Linked DNA regions of Homo sapiens: region 1 is linked to region 2. A link is a contact called in ENCODE Hi-C or POLR2A ChIA-PET data. All regions are on one chromosome and are shown on one strand. Each heading gives the region's core, a stretch centred on a gene start or an enhancer-like site at or near the end of the contact. The rest is flanking DNA. Distances are from core to core; before and after follow the strand shown.

Region 1 (5,611 bases), core at 2,758-5,257, 90 kb after region 2:
CATGTTTTTTTACCTTTTAAGTTGTTGCTCTGGGTATTATGTGACAAATACATTAATTATCACAGTCTACTGGTACCAACTTTCACCCATTCAAAGGATGTACAGAAGCCTTATCTCCCTATCCTTCTAGCCTATATACTGTCTTCAATATTTCCTCTACACACATTTCAGACTATCAGTGTTACAATTTTTGTTTCAACCAGCAAATACAATTTAGAAAGCTCATGAGCTGGAAGAAAATGTACTGCACTTACCTATAATTTTAGTCTTTTTGCTGTTCTTGCCTCCTTCTTCATGTTTTGTCACTTCCCTTTGGTTCAGAGAACTCCCTTTAGACATTCTCTTATGATAGTCTTATTTGCTAGTGACAAATCCTTTCTTTCTCTTCATCTGATAATGTCTTGATTTTCCTTGCATTCTTGAAGGATATTTTCACTGGATATAGGATTCTAGATTGATGGTTCTTTTCTTGCAGCAATTAAAAAATGTTGTGCCACTAACTTTGGGCCTTATGATTTCCAATGAAAAATTCACTGTCATTTAAGCTGCTTGTCCTCTACTGTGTTTCTCTCTGGCTTTCAATATTTTTTTGTTCTCTATCTTTAGTTTTCAGAGGTTTGATTATAATATGTCTTGGTGTGGATTTCTTTGGGTTTATCTTGTTTGGGATACACTCAGCTTCTTTAATTTGTAAGCTTATGTCTTTTGCCAAATTTATAAAGTTTTTACCCATTATTACTCTAAATATCTTTTTAGCCTCATTTTCTTTTTTTTCTCCTTGTGGGACTCATAACATAAATTTTAGATCTTTTGTTGTAATTCCACAGGCTCCTGAGGCTCTGTTCATTTTTTTTATTATTTATTTAGTTAGTTAGTTAGTTATTTTTGAAACAGAGTCTTGTTCTGTCGCCCAGGCTGGAATGCAGTGGCACGATCTAGGCTCACTGCAACCTCCACTTCCTGGGTTCAAGTGATTCTCCTGCTTCAGCCTCCTGAGTAGCTGGGAATACAGGCACACACCACCATGCCTGGCTAATTTTTGTGTTTTTAGTAGAGATGGGTTTCACCACGTTGGTCAGGCTGGTCTCAAATTCCTGGCCCTGAGTGATCTGCCCGCCTTGGCCTCCCAAAGTGCTGGGATTACAGGCGCGGGCCACCACGCCTGGCCATAATTTTTTTTTTAAATTTTCTGTCTGTTGTTCAGATTAGGTCATTTCTATTGTTCATTCTTCCAGTTCACTGATTCTTTTCTCTGTCTCCTCCATTCTGCTCTTGAACCCATCCAGTCAGTTTTCTTCTAACATTTAAGCAAAATGTTTTATTGACTTTAGGTAAGCTGGGAATAATTGCCTACATTTATGCTTTAAGGCATTTTACCTCATTGTAAAAAAAAAAAAAAACAAAACACACAAAGATAAATGTTAGATACTTCTGGCTTTCATGTGTTTGAGGCTCTGGGCTGAGAGAATGTTCAGCCCTTTCCTATAATATGTGCTTCTGTATTACAACTCATCAACCAAAGGTGTATGTTCCAATTGTTGCCATTAACAAGTAGAAGTTTGTTTCTAGCCAGAAGCAAACTTCTTTGCAGAATTGATGATGACAGCACTAGCCAACCAACTAATCTACTGAAGGACTGGTGATATTGGCTTGTAAGAACCAGTAACTACAGCCTGGGGCCTGACTTCTTCTATGAAACCCTCGGAAGACTTCACTTATATTTGGTATCCAGCTTTCAGTTTGTTCTTGGCAGCCTGGACATTGAAAAGCTTTTCTTGAGCAATTATTTCCACTTGGTTATAGGTAGCCTTGATAACATCTCCAGCAGCTGCAGCCTGGAAGACAATGTACATCCTGAAGAGTCCAAAATTGGAGTAACTAGCATTAAAAACAGAAATAGCAAGTGGCTGGTGAATTGCCTTGGCAATAGCCTGCTATAGATAGCTGGTGGCATCACTGTGCCCCTTGACATATGGTGTCCCTCTTGATATGCTGAAAAACACTAAATGCATTTGCTGTGCCCTTCTTGTGGCAGCACTTTCTGCTACAAGAGCAAGCATGGACAAGACTGTCTCCATTTTGTTCCTGAATTTCACCTCCAGAGTATTTGGCTTTTGTACCAGACAAAAGAAACCCACCCCTCCTGTTGAGAAACTATTCAGCAACTTGCTTTAGAACAGGGTGACTCACACCAAGTCCAACCAAGCCATTCTTGCACTTGTGAAGTGGTTCTAAACATAGTAATGTAACTCTTCCCATGTCACTTTTCCAATCCTATAGCCAGGACAATACAAGGAATTAGCCAAGGCATCCCAATAAGCTTCAGTATGCAAATTTTCAATGACATGTGCCTGTGGATTCTGAAAATTCACAGATCTGTCTATCCTTAGCTGAGACTGAAGGCATCTACTTCCCAATGACCAAATCCTGGTGCTGTGGCGACACTGAGCAGGAACTCCATTAGAATATCAATATCACTCTGCAGACATTCCATGATGTAAGCTATGTTTTCTCTTGTTGCAATTACACTTAATTTACCACCAGCTGCTTCAATGTCATGGGCTATCTTGAAAAATGAAGCTCCTTTCGTAGTCAAACTGGATGCAAGACACAGCAAATGAGAAGTTACTAAATTGTTGGAGTCCTCATAGCTACTGCCTGCTTTAATGAACAAACCAATTCTTGATGCAGGGCATAGTTTTCCAAAGGAGAAATCATAAAACCATTTGGAAATTTGATGATCTCAAGGTCCTGATGATGTGGAGCCACTCCTATGGGGGTAGCTGTGGCTTTAACTTTGGGGGCAACTTTGAGGGAATAAAGTCTCAAAAAGAGGGAATAAAGTCTCAAGATTGTTCGTGACCCATAGTAACTTCTGGCTTAAAGGACCATTCGGCAAGTTTTTAAATGTATTTTCTATAATTTCCATGTAGTTCTTTATATTTTCTATTTCTTATTTAAAACCTCTATTTTAGCTCGTTTCCTTTGACACTGCTCTGGCAGGGAAAGGGGTGGCACTGCCTCATTACTGCCAGGTAGGGGTAGAAGTCCATTATCCACTTGGTCTCCATTGATACCCAAAGTGGGGAGAGGCTCCTGTTACTGCTGGTGAGGGTGGGAGTCCCCCCACTAAGTTTCTGCTAATACTGTCCTGGTGGCTTGCTACTATTCCCATGAAGCCTCCACTGATACTACATTACTTTTGGGTGGTGGCAAATGTCCTGCCTCTCCACTAGCCCTCCTGCTCTAAAACAACCCGAGTAGGGAGTGGGAAGGAAGCTTTGTTACTGGTAGGTGGGAGCTGAAGTCCAGACTTGCCACATTGTCCCACTGATGCTACAGGGAGGAGGAAGCGGGCCACATTACTGCCTGATAGGGATGAAAGCCCCAGCTCCCTACCTGGCCTTCGCTGATACCAGCCTGCTACAGGAGTGAAGAGAGATTTGAAGGCCTCAATATAGCCTGTCGAGGGTGGAAGTCTTGCTCCCAATGGGCCTTTAGCAGCATGGGTGGGTGTGGGGCCATAGCTGTCTCTGTACTGCTTGGCTAGAGTGGAGTATTTGAGGTCCAAAAGTTTTCTGTCTTTCTAGCCCTTTGGTTAGAAAGAGCAGACTTTTGTTGGAAGTATTTTTTTGTGTTTACCTGTTGTATTTCCAGGTTCCTAGCTTCTCCAGCACAGTCTGGGATGTGTGAGACACAGAGAAAATCCAGTGATGTTACTACCGTATGGTTTCTTGGGTCCCAACGTCTCTAGCTAATCTGCTCCACCTTTTGGAGTTTTCTTATTTGTTTTAGATCAGGGATTTAGTCATATTTAATAGGAGAAATATGGAAAAATACTTCTACTCTATCTTCCTGGAAGTTCCTGTTTATTTTTTATGTCCTTTTCCTCTGGCTAGACCGTAAGAGACTTACGAAACAAACACTTACACATTCTACTAAACTCAATGTCCAAAGTTTGTGAACTTCTTGAATATTGCTTGTTCATTTCCACCCCCAGTCACTGACTGAATCTCCCTGCTGTCTGTCTACAATGCCAATGAGCTTCTGGTTAACTTCTTCTCATGCATGCTTAGGCAACAACTTCCCAGTTTTACTACACTTGCCCATCCCTAGTTTTGTTGTTGCTTAATCCCTTGGCCTAGTGCCACCATACTCCTCCAGCAGAGCAACCAATTCTTACATTATAGGACAGCACATATCCACTAAAAACAGTTCATGCCACACCAACCACATTTCCCTTTGTCAACAAAATTACTTGATAGATAATTCCAGGAATGCCTGATGAAGCTGATTGACAACAAGATATTTGGCAGACTCTCTGCTGCCTATACATACCTTAGCATGTGGAACTCAAGTAATGAGAGGTCCATTTAATTGGATTGAATTGGGCTGGATAGGATTGGATTGAATCCTGTGGGATGGCTAGGCTAAATTAGAAATGAAGACTAGTTTAACAGCAGTATCCAAGGATAGTTGACTAATGAGTTAATTTTACTCTCAAAGACAGTCTTTAGTAGTAAGCTGTAATGCATTATATCAAACTATTTTCCAGTCAATGATTTATAAGTTACTTGAATAAGGATGCTAAAGATGTGCCTTATTGAAATGGCAATTAGCACAAAGTTGGGAATGAAATCTAATTAGTTAAATAACAGAATCACATAAAAAAGGACTTGAATAAATGTAGCATCCTACCATGTTCCTGGATAGAAAGACTGCTATCGTAAAGATATTCATTCTCCTCAGGTTAAATTATAAACTCAATGCAATTCAACAGGATTTTAAAAAACTAGACAAAGTGATTCCAAGTTTACGTGGAAAATAAAATGTGAGGGACCAAACAATATTTGAAAAAGAAAGAGAATAAAATCTCATCCTTCCAGATACCACAATGTATTATAAAGCAATAGTAATTAACATGAGGGCAGAAATGAGCAAGCAAGTGAACAAAATAAGACAGATAGTCACAGGAAACTCATATATTTATAGGTGCTTTGCGTATAATGAAGATGGTCCTTCAAATCAGTTGGGAAAAGATGGGTTATTCAATAAATGGTGTTGGGTAAAATTGGTTATACATTGGTGAGAAATAAAGTGAAACTCCTACTTTGTATCATATGCAAAAAATAGATTCCAGACAGATGAAATATTTAAATGTAAAAAATAAAATTCTAAAACTACTAGAAAAAAAAGAAGAATATTTTTATTCCTTTGAAATAGAAAAGGTCTTACTAAGCAAAACACAGAAGTAATAAATGAATAAATGAAGACAAATATGATAAAAATAAGTTAAAAATATAAGCAATCTTTCTTTGTTTTTTTTTCACCTTTCCTAGAAAAAAATATATAGGCAACTTGTTAAGCAAGGTAGATTACAAGAAAATATTTACAACATTTGACAGGCCACAGATTATTATCCAGCCTCATCTGATAAGAAAACTTCAACATAAAGATATCTGTTTTTTTTCTTATAAGGTTCCTCAAAGTGAGCCAATCACTTCTTAAGCTGAACAAAAAACAAAACAGAAGTGATCTTTTCCAATAATGAAAACAAACATTGACAGAGCAGCTGTAGGATCCTTTCAGGCAAATTATGAAAAGGTGCCCT
Region 2 (5,354 bases), core at 206-2,705:
CCTGCACATGCAAGATGCACCCCTCACATGCCCCCCGCAGCCCAATCCTTCACAAAGAGAGGTCCTGACCTTGGCTGGGCTATGTTTCAAGTCACACAAACAGTTCAAACCACACGGCTCTGCCTGCAGTTGAGGCATCTTGAACCCAATTTGCACTTCCCTTTTCTAGACTTTTAGTCTTATTCCTGTCTTCCTTTTCCCTCTGTGGGTTATTCTGCGGGGTGGGCTATTTTGTTTTGCTTAAGCCTTCATTTTTGAGCTTGCTTTCCTCCAAGAACCCCTGGCAGGTTTCCGGTTGTTGAAATGCACATTCACTTCTTCCAAAGGATCATCCTGTGTTCTTTTGCCCCTTGCAAAGCAGACCTACCCAAGACCACTGAAGACAAAGAAGGGGGTCCATGAAGGAGTGTGTCTGGGCCCCTGACTGGCCGCCACCCCTCACTTAGCTCTGCCTGCCTTTCCTCTTCCCGTGTGCCCCCTAGTCCCTCCCCAGCCCCTCTCTTGCCACTGCTGTCCACACAATTTCCCACAGGCTTCCTCCACACAAACTGGCACTGAAGATTCCCCCTGAGGACTGGGCAGGAGCCCTGAAGGTCAGATAGGCAGGCCTCCCAGGCTGTCCCACTCTCTAGGACAATAAGGCGTGACACTCTCCACATCAAAGGACCCATGTCTGAATTCCTGTTTCAGAGCAGTGAGACAGAGGAAGCAGGACCATGTATCATGCCACACCACCAATCCATATCAACACAGCAGCCACAGAGTATGGCACACCTAGGGCATTCCTGGATGGCCATGGTGGAGGTGGGGAGATGGGGGTTTCATGGGGATAGATGAACTTCTAGCTAGACTGGGCAAGTGATGGGTCCAGTATGATAATCTGGAGAAGTTACAGGGGCTGACAGGCAGCCTGGTTGCGTTACTTTCTCTTATTTAATTTGTCGCCCTCTTGCTGCTGCCTTGCCTCTGAAGCTACCTATCAGGAAGCCCTAGGATTCTTCTTGAAGGGTACTGCCAGGCTAGTAGAGAACTCAGGAGAAAAACCTCCAGAGTCCCTTAATCTTTCAGGGCCCCACCCCACAGATCTAGTGCCCTAGGTCCTGGGCTCTAACTTCAGACATCATGCATGGCCAGGCATGCTGCGCTCCTCACCTTGTTCAAGCAACAGACAATGGCAGCACCTTGCCACAGGCAGCAAGTCCTCCAGCACACCAGACCTGGCACAGCCCTCAGATGCCAGCCATGCCACCTTGGGCATTTTTATTTACCGCTTGTCAGAACCTCAGCTTCCCCACGTTTAAAATAGTGAGAGTAATATTTCTTTCTCAGGATTGTTGCAATAATTAAATATGATTCAATATGTGTCTGGCACTTGGTAAATGTTCAGCCGATGGGAGCTACGTGGCTATTTATTTCCTCATCCTATGCCTCAGTCAAACTGGTAAACATCTGTTGAATGTCTCCTATGTGCAAGAAAATTGTCAAGAAACCCTTCATGCTAAAAAGGGGAAGGAGAAAGTATATTAAGGAAGTGCTCTAAAAACTCCCTGTCCAGGTCCAGCCCAAGTTAACACTTACAGTCTTGCATGCCAAGTTTTAAAACTCTTTTGAGGCCAGGTGTGTTGGCTCACGCCTGTAATCCTAACACTTTGGGAGGCTGAGGTGGGTGGATCATGAGGTCAGGAGTTCGAGACCAGCCTGGCCAATGTGGTGAAACCCTGTCTCTACTAAAAATACAAAAATTAGCTGGGTGTGGTGGTGGACATCTGTAATCCCAGCAGAGGGAGGAGAACTGCTTGAGCCCAGGATGTGGAGGTTGCAGTGAGCCGAGATCGTGCCACTGCACTCCAGCCTGGGTGACAGAGCAAGACTCTGTCTTGAAAACAAACAAACAAACAAATAAAATCTCTTTTGAGTCTGGGCTTACATACAGTCTAATACACAGCATTTTATATCATGTTATCTGTATTACATCTTTTCTCTCCAGCTAAATTGTAAGCTTCTCAGCTGCTGGGCCCATGCCCAATCCTTTTTCATATGTTTTCCACAGTACCCAGCACTGAGATGCATATATATAAGAGGTGGTCAGTGTAAGGACTTGCTGATTAAAGTTGATGCTTGTGTGTGTGCATGCATGTTGTGTACATGCATGCAGGTGTGTGTGTGCATGTATGTATGTGTGACTATTGATAAGTACAGTTTGACCTCTTTTATTCAGAGTGACATTATCACGTGTCACTTGTATCAATCTGTTTTCCCTTTCAGCCTGCCTCAGTTTCAGGAAGCAAGAATTCTTTTGGCTCCTGACAAAGAAGGGAGAGAGACATTTTAGATCCCATGGCTTGCCTGAAACTTGGCCACGGACAGGGTGCTGGTGCAGGTATGGGACATGGATAGAGGTACTAGAGGACAGTGGATGACTTGAGCAGGTTCAGAAACATAAGCCCAGAGGTGTCGGTAAATAGAGTCTCCATCGGGTGTGATCAGGGTGTGCCAGGAGCTGGGTAGAAAGCAGCATGAGTGCCCACAGCCAGAAACAGCTCAGGGAGAGCTCTTTCAAATAAAGGGATGCATATACAAAATCGATTAAATACTCCTGCCAGTTAATAAGAAAAGGACCAATGGCCTCTTGTTTTTTAAATAGGCAAAAGACTTGATTAGAAACTTCATAGATGAGGATATCCAAATAACTAACATGTATGTGAAAATGTGCTCTGCATCACTAATCATTTGAGAAATGCAAATTAAAACCACTGGTTTTAATGAGACGAACCAATGAGACAGCAGCACATAACCACCAGAATGGCTAAAATGAAAAAAACGCAAAACAACATCAACAAAAAACCAAACCCTGGGCCAGGCACGGTGGCTCACACCTGTAATCCCAGCACTTTGGGAGGCTGAGGCAGGCAGATTACCTGAGGCCAGGAGTTCAGGACCAGCCTGGCTAACACCAACATGGTGAAACCCCATCTCTAATAAAAATACAAAAATTAGCTGGGCACGGTGGCTCACACCTGTAATCCCAGCACTTTGGGAGGCTGAGGCGGGCAGATTACCTGAGGTGAGGAGTTTGAGATATCCTGGCCAACATGGTGAAACCCTGTCTCTACTAAAAATACAAAAATTAGCCAGGCATCGTGGCACACACCTGTAATCCCAGCTACTTGGGAGACTGAGGCAGCAGAATTGCTTGAGCCTGGGAGACGGAGGTTGCAGTGAGCCGAGATCATGCCACTGCACTCCAGCCTGGGCAACAGAGCAAGACTCTGTCAAAAAAAAAAAAAAAAAAAAAGCCATCAACAACAAAAAACAAACCCTGACAATAGACAATACCAAGTATTAAAAAGGTTATGAGGCAATGAGAACTCTCACACCATGCTGGTGCAAGTATAAATTGGTACAACCACTTGAAAAATTGTTTAGCAGTATGTAAAGCTAAACATGTGCTTTCCCTGTGACCCAGCAATTCTACTTCCAGGTAAATACCCAAGAGAAGTGCACATAAACCCAAAAGATGTGTTCAAGAATGTTGTTAGTAACTTTATTCATAATAGTCTCAAACTGATAGTCCAAAATTCTTATCAGTAGTAAAACAGATAAATTAGTCATATGAGAGAATACTATATATAGTAATATAAAAGACCAAACTATTGCTACTGCATGCTACATAACCTCATTTATAATGAATTCAATAATGGTCAAAACTGATCAGCAGTGATAGAAATAAAATAGACATGACCTCTATGGAGGTGGGTACTGACTGGGAAGAAGTGCTAGGGAACATTCTGGGGTTCTAGTAATGTCTTGACTGGTGGTTACATGGGTATGTGCACATGCAAAAACTTAAGATTTAGGCATTAACTCATTAGGCATCTTACCATCTCAATCTTTAAATCTTTGAACATTTTTTAGGTAAATTGTCCATGGCATGGTGGCACCTGCCTGTAATCCCAGCTACTCGGGATTACCCAGCTACAATTGCTGGGTTGTATTGTAAGCACGAATTTAGTTTTGTAAGAAAGTGCCATGCTCTTTTTCATAATGGCTGTATTATTTTATGTTCCCAGCTGCAAAGTATGAGTGATTCATTTTCTCTGCATCCTTGCCAGTGTTTGTTTTACTATTCTTTATTTCAGCCATTCTGATAGGTATGTAGTAACATCTCATGGTAGTTTTAATTTGCATTTCCCTAAAGACTAATGATATTGAACATCTCTGTATGTGCTTAGTGGTTATCTGTATATCCTCTTCAGTGATATGTCTGTGCATATCTTTGACCATTTTCTAATTGGAATTTTTGCTTTTTTGCTTTTGAGTTTTGAGAATGCTTTATATTCTAAACAAATATTTTGTTAGATATGTTGTTTGCATTTTTGAGTTACTTCTTGTATAAGGTGTGAGGTTTAGGCTGAGGGTCATTTTGTTTTTTGGTTTATCTACGAATGTACAATTCCTCAAGCACCATTTTTTGAAAAGACTATCCCTCCATTTAATGGCTTTACACCTTTGTCAAAAAACAGTTAAGCATATTTGTGAGTCTAGTTCTGAGTTCTCTATTTGTTCTTTGATCAGTATGTCTATCTCTCTGCCAATATCACTCTATCTGGATTACTGTAGCTATATAATACGTCATGAAATCAGGTAAGTGATTCCTCTCACTTTATTATTGTTTTTCAAAATTATTTTAGCTATTCTAGGTCCTGTGACTTTCCATATAAACTTAAGAATAATAAGCTTACAAATGGCTATAAAAATTTCACTGGAATTTCTATAATATAAATTTCCCTAAACCTTGGATTAATTTGGGGAAAATTGACATCTTTACTGTTGAGTCTTCTAATCTATGAACATGGTATATCTCTCTATATTTATTTAGGTCTTCTTTGATTTATTTTATCAGCATTTTGTAGTTTTCAGCATGCAAGTCATGTACATACTTAGCTAGAGTTATACCTAAGTATCATCTAAAAGCTTTTTGGAGCAACTGAAAATGGCACAAAAATTGTTAATTTTGGCTTCCACATGTTCCTTAGTACATATAAATGTGATTGACTTTTGTTTCCTGGTTTTGTTCCTGCAATCTTACTGACCTTGGGATTTTCTATGTAGACCGCTATGTCTTTCCTAAATAATAGGGACAGTTTTATTTCCTCCTTTCCAATCTGTATGCCTTTTATTTATTTTTCTTGTCTTACTGCACTGGCTTAAACTTCCAGTTGAATAGGAGTGGTGAGAGTAGACGTCCTTGCTTTGTTCTTGATCTTAGAGGAAAACATTCATTCTTTCTCCATCAAGTATAATGTTTTCTCTAGACTCTTTGTAAATGCTGTTTATCAAGTTGAGGAAGTGTC

What was found. Hi-C counts contacts between places; a loop is a spot of excess contacts on that map. ChIA-PET counts read pairs that join two places held with the same protein, here RNA polymerase II (POLR2A). Pooled maps may share reads with other maps.
Region 1: a loop to region 2 is called in a map of CD14-positive monocyte, with 2.4 times the contacts of the local background. The contact joins two enhancer-like sites. A Hi-C loop is called at or near these places in 1 of 168 maps with a recorded cell type or tissue (CD14-positive monocyte) and 3 of 50 pooled maps. POLR2A ChIA-PET finds 5 or more read pairs at or near these places in 2 of 52 experiments (MCF 10A and activated naive CD4-positive, alpha-beta T cell).

What each region holds. Positions count from the first base shown.
Region 1 is chr3:46,309,089-46,314,699 of GRCh38, forward strand. It overlaps the pseudogene UQCRC2P1. Among named protein-coding and RNA genes, the nearest start is that of CCR2, 42 kb to the right of the region's middle. Within about 2 kb of position 4,008, at least 2 of the 41 ENCODE cell types and tissues checked have a DNase peak (open chromatin) inside an H3K27ac peak, as active enhancers do; they include CD14-positive monocyte, where a contact is called at or near this core.
Region 2 is chr3:46,221,461-46,226,814 of GRCh38, forward strand. It overlaps a transcript of CCR3 not described here. Among named protein-coding and RNA genes, the nearest start is that of CCR1, 16 kb to the left of the region's middle. RefSeq lists an enhancer at 208-377. Within about 2 kb of position 1,456, at least 2 of the 41 ENCODE cell types and tissues checked have a DNase peak (open chromatin) inside an H3K27ac peak, as active enhancers do; they include CD14-positive monocyte, where a contact is called at or near this core.